Regions from separate parts of the Homo sapiens genome. Here region 2 is linked to region 1. A link is an interaction called in ENCODE POLR2A ChIA-PET data of the cell type or tissue named here. Cell type or tissue: K562. All regions are shown on one strand. Links, peaks and the distances in the headings refer to the core of each region. The heading gives the core; the rest is flanking DNA. Region 1 has its middle 41 kb from the start of EDARADD. Region 2 has its middle 13 kb from the start of ERO1B.

Region 1 (2,914 bases), core at 186-2,685:
CAATAGTCATATATATTCAGGTTTTGGAGGAAAGCTGTACATATTTATGAGGGGAGCCAAATGCATGCACAATGGCTACACATATATGTAATATCCATCCCATGTTCACTTTGGGGAAGGGTTTTGGCTTTAAACTGAGATGGAATTTGGCTCTTTACGTTAAAGGTGACCTACAGGACACAGAGATAATTTGTGTGTGCAGTCTCTACAATTTGCTGAAACTGGCTTGAGGTTGGCAGTTACTTATCAGGAAAGTGTTTCTAAGGCCAGGTCTCTGTCCAATCAGGGCTGTAGTGGTCTGGATTGTACATCAGACTTAGGAAGTGTCTGACAATTTGCCTGATAATTCCTACTGTTAGGGAGTTTAGCAAGAGTGTGGTTTTTCTTGTAGCCACAGGAATTTAGGAAATTGCCATGCCAGCTGAGCCCTGAACCCTTCATTCGTTGGTAACTTTTGTTTCTGTAACCTAAAGGTTTGTCTTAGTTGATAAAGGGATGCCAACTTGGCTCTCCCAGATCACAGATGTTATCATCATCTTATGGCTGGGGAACCTGAGGCTCAGAGAGTTTAATTAATTTGTCCAAGGTCACAGAGCCAAGAAGGGAGAATGCTGGATTCGAACCCAAGTATATCTGACATTCTATATTCTAGCCTTTTCCCTCATTCTGATATTTTCTCTGAAAACCCCTGGGTTTATCCTGGCACTTTCATGTGTGTAAGTCATTTGTGCACAAGCCAAGGTTTGTTTCCTGGGTAGGCGCTGCAATACCTACTTGGTATTTGAGGTCAGTACATTATAGGAATAAATTGTGCTGTGTCTAGGCTTTTAAGTATCTAAATGATTGAGAGTTCATCTTCAAAGGAGAAAATAGCCTTATAAAACAGGATTACAAAGGCAAGGCTTAGTGTCTTAGAATCCCTAAGCCTCGCAACCCGAAGAGCAGAAGAGAAAAAATGTCTCCAGCTACAAGAGAACTAACGAGCTTTAAATGAAAGAGCTAGAGTCACATTTTCCCCTGAACTCCCATAGATACATGAATACAAATCTGTCTTTTCTCTTGCAAAAAAAAACTTTTTTTTTAAGGAAAGAGCTGTCATTTTGCTAAGCAACACCAGAAGCTGATTATCTGGTGCCTGTTCTGGGTAAAAGGTAGAAAAGCCAAATGATGAAAAGATGCCACCTCATTTAACAACTAAAATATTACACACAGTCGAGTAACTACCAAATAGGGTCCATTTAAACACCAACCTTAGTCCAATATCTTTTTTTTTTTTTTTTTTTTGGAGTTGGAGTCTCGCTCTGTTGCCCAGGCTGAAGTGCAGTTGTGCGATCTTGGCTCACTGCAACCTCCGCCTCCCGGGTTCAAGTAATTATCTGCCTCAGCCTCCTGAGTAGCTGGGATTACAGGTGCCCACCACCACGCCCGGCTAATTTTTGTATTTTAGTAGAGACAGGGTTTCACCATGTTGGCCAGGCTGGTCTTGAACTCCTGACCTCGTCATCCACCTGCCCTGGCCTCCCAAAGTGCTGGGATTACAGGTGTGAGCCACCGCGCCTGGCTGTCCAACATCTTAATGTAACATCTCCTTGTGTAAGCAGTCACCTCATGCACAGTGGGTGTCCAATAATCCTACAAACTCAGAGCTAGAACGACTTTTACCACCACTTATCATAGCTGTGTGCAGATACAGATAAGGGAGACCAGGAGGGGAAGAGTTTGCCCAAGGTCACACAGTTCTCTCCTGCAGAGCTGAAACAAATCCCAGGTCTGTGGGGGATGAGAGGTAACAACCCTGGCCTGTGAAGTGAGGCTGCCTCAGTTCAAGGCTGGAGTCCTGTGACAATCCCAAGAAAGGATGAGCCATGAGGCATGTGGTGTGCTTGCCCTAAATTCACTACTGTTAGTACCATTATTACTGTTAGATAATTTGTTGTTGTTGTTTTTTTTTTAGAGACGGAGTCTTGCTCTGTTGCCCAGGCTCAAGTGCCATGGCATGGTCATAGCTCACTGCAGCCTTGAACTCCTGGACTCAAGTGATCCTTCTGCCTCAGCCTCCCGAGTAGCTGGCACTACATGCACACACCACTGCACCTGGCTTATTTATTTATTTATGAGATGGAGTTTTACTCTGTCGCCCAGGCTGGAGTACAGTGGCACAATCTTGGCTCACTGCAACCTCCACCTTCCAGGTTCAAGCGATTCTCCTGCCTCAGCCTCCCCTGTAGCTGGGATTACAGGTGCCCACCACCACGCCCGGCTAATTTTTGTATTTTTAGTAGAGACAGGGTTTCACCATGTTGGCCAGGCTGGTCTTGAACTCCTGACCTCGAGTGATCCACCCGCCTTGGCCTCCCAAAGTGCTGGGATTACAGGCGTAAGCCACCACACCTGGCCCTGGCTAATTTATTTTATTTCTTGTAGATATGGGGTTCTTGCTTTGTTGCCCAGGCTGATCTTGAACTCTTGGCTTCAAATGATCCTCCTGCCTAGACCTCCCAAAATGCTGGGATTATAGGCACGAGCCACTGAACCCAGTCTATTAGATAAAATTTACGGGAGGCTATTGGTTTAGACTGAGCTCCTGCACTTGGCTCAACAGACCAAACTAAAATGGAGCCATTCATGCTGAAGTTCCACACCACCAAGCCAAACCTAAGTTGTTTATCTGATCTTCCAAGAAATCAGGAGAGACAGAGATAATAACCTAACCAATAACTAAAAGGCCAGTTTTAGCGGGCATTGAGACGGAAATAATACAGGGTGGTCATAGGAGAATAGAATATTCTAGGCGGCAGTTTCACATGAGCAGCCAAAGGAAACTGTAAATAGCTACAGAAGCTATGGGCTGATAAGACCCTGAAAAAACCAGGGTGTGGGCCAAGCTGGCTAAGACTGACTGGACCCAACATGG
Region 2 (2,914 bases), core at 151-2,650, 58 kb after region 1:
GAACCCTCAACTGAAGGATTACGTCTTCATAAAAAATTCTTTCCTGGCCAGGTGCAGTAGCTCAGGCCTGTAATCCCAGCACTTTGGGAGGCCAAGGCAGATCACCTGAGGTCGGGAGTTCAAGATCAGCCTGACCAATATGGAGAAATCCCATCTTTACTAAAAATACAAAAAATTAGCTGGGCATGGTGGTGCATGCCTGTAATTCCAGCTACTCAGGAGGCTGAGGCAGGAGAATCACTTGAACTCGGGAAGCAGAGGTTGCGGTGAGCGGAGATCGAGCCATTGCACTCCAGCCTGGACAACAAGAGCCAAACTCTGTCTCAAAAAAAAAAAAAAAAAAAAAACTTTTCTTGATGGGTCATAGAAAGTAGAAGAGAGACATGTACCAGTTTTGCCTTTCAGCATAGGAAGTACTTACAGATGAGAATCCATGTGGAAGAAGAAGAAAAAATTGGGGGGGATGGGAAGGACTCATTTAAAACAAGTCTCAGTTTGTTTTTCTTTTTTTAATTTAAAAAGGAAAAATTGATTCAAATGCTCATTCGCAACACAGAAAATCCTATAAAAGTGGCAAATATAGTACAGCATATTATTTTCTTTCCTTTTCTTTTTCTTTTTTTTTTTTTTTGATACAGAGTTTCGCTCTTGTAGCCCAGGCTGGAATGCAGTGATGCGGTCTCGGCTCACTGCAATCTCCACCTTCAGGGTTCAAGTGATTCTCCTGCCTCAGCCTCCCGAGTAGCTGGGATTACGGGTGCCCGCCACCACACCTGGCTAATTTTTGTAATTTTAGTAGAGACAGATTTCACCATGTTGGCCAGGCTGGTCTCGAACTCCTGACCTCAGGTGATTTGCCCTCCTTGGCCTCCCAAAGTGCTAGGATTACAGGCATGAGCCAGTGTGCCCAGCCAACATACTTATATTTTAAACATAATGACAGTGATGGATGAGACACTCACTCTGGGATGAAAAGATTGTCTTCAAAATCTGCAAAGTCCTAATGTTGCTAATGCTGGTGCTATGAATGTTGGAAGAAATGGTGTACTGATATCCCAGGACAGTCCAATGACGTTTCTCCCAAATAGTTATTTATGACACTAATATCCAGATACTTTAAAATATTTCTTTAGTAATCAATTATATTAAAATAACCCCACAATAACTAGCTCCCTTCATCTCAACACCAGCTTTTGTTAGTTTTGAGCTTCAATCTTTGAGTCAGAAAGTTTTTCTTACTTTTTTTTTTTTTTTTTTGAGACAGTTTCACTCTGTCACCCAGGCTGGAGTGCAGTGGTGCGATCTCAGCTCACTGCAGTCTCTGCCTGCCGGGTTCAGGCAACTCTCCTGCCTCAGCCTCCCAAGTAGCTGGGATTACAGGCACGCACCACCATGCCCAGCTAATTTTTTATATTTTTAGTAGAGAGGAGGTTTTACTCTGTTAGTCAGGCTAGGTCTCAAACTCCTGACCTCAAGTGAACCGCCCGCCTCAGCCTCCCAAAGTGCTGGGATTACTGGCTTGAGCCACAACGCCCGTTCACTTGCTATTTTTTTTTTTTAAGTATACTACATTCCCGTTTTCTGGGCATTATTATATGTAATCTAGTCTAGTTTACTTCGTGACTGTGAAGACTGTGACTACTGATGGTCCCATTCACTCAATCCAGTTCAAACTATTGAATGTGGGAGGACAAGACAACGGGCCACTTACTGAGTTGCTGACACCTATGTTCATACTAAAAATAAAATGGGATTATTCTAAAATGTTTCAAATAGGTTAGAAAAAGTGCTTTCGTTTGTTGGTTGGTTGGAAAAAAGCTCAGTACAGCTCCATTTTTTAGGTGGAATCAAGAAAGTCGAGGTTGAAAAACTCTTAAAACCTATGTGGCCCAGTCATTCATTTTGATGCCTAAAACCCCTATAACATCCCTGCGAAGTGGTTGTCTACCCTTTACTTATCTCTAGTGGCAGGGGAGTGTCTATTCCTCCACATCATAGAAATTAACAAACAAGAACACATTAGTAGGTTTCCATTAAAAAATGATTAAGAAAGGGCCGGGTGTGGTGGCTCATGCCTGTAATCCCAGCACCTTGGGAGGCCGAAGCAGGCAGATCATGAGGTCAGGAGTTTGAGACCAGCCTGATCAACATGGTGAAACCCTGTCTCTGCTAAAAATACAAAATTTAGCCGGGCGTGATGGCGCGTGCCTGTAATCCCAGCTACTCAGGAGGCTGAGGCAGAAGAATCATTTGAACCCAGGAGATGGAGGTTGCAGTGAGCCAAGATTGCACACTGCACTCCAGCTGGGGCAACAGAGTGAGACTCTGTCTCAAAAAAAAAAAAAAAAGGATTAAGAATTGTATGCAACTTTTCAGGACAGTAAGGGGATTTTTTAACTGTCACTCAAAACATGATATCAGAGCTATGTTTTTTACATGGGGAAATGCAGGTGGCATAGATACCTTATGCAGCAGGCTGAGGTGTAGAGAATCCTAAGCCAATTCTGGTCAGAAGCACTTCAGAGGTGACCGCATAGAATGATGCGGGAAGTCATGGCTGTAGGGTGCTATACCAAAGACACCTAAGGAAAATCACTGTCCTTCTGTCTGGGCTGCTATAACAGAAATACCACAGACCACATAGCTTAAACAACAAATATTTATTTCTCACAGTTCTGGAGGCCGGGAGTCCAAGATCAACGTGCCAGATTCTGTGTCTGGTGAAGGCCCACTTCCTGGTTCATAGACTGCCATCTTCTCTCTGGGTCCTCATATGGAGAAGAGACGAAGGAGCTCTCTGCAGTCTCTTTTATAAGGGCACTAATCCCATTCATGAGAGCTCAACCCTCATGACTTAATCACCTCCCAAAGGCCCCACTTCTAAATACCATCATTTTAGTATGCATACATTTTG

Evidence for each region. Peaks named below come from ENCODE experiments on the same cell type or tissue, not always from the same donor. Only the 100,000 strongest peaks of a DNase experiment are listed, where the experiment ranks them.
Region 2: POLR2A ChIA-PET joins it to region 1 with 8 read pairs; 4 of 35 experiments call an interaction of 5 or more read pairs at or near these places.

Annotation. Positions count from the first base shown.
Region 1 is chr1:236,352,049-236,354,962 of GRCh38, reverse strand. It overlaps a transcript of EDARADD not described here. Among named protein-coding and RNA genes, the nearest start is that of EDARADD, 41 kb to the left of the region's middle. In K562, for the core only: no CTCF peak of the experiment used is centred there; DNase peaks (open chromatin) are centred at 272 and 1,692.
Region 2 is chr1:236,293,581-236,296,494 of GRCh38, reverse strand. No RefSeq gene overlaps it. Among named protein-coding and RNA genes, the nearest start is that of ERO1B, 13 kb to the right of the region's middle. In K562, for the core only: no CTCF peak of the experiment used is centred there; no DNase peak of the experiment used is centred there.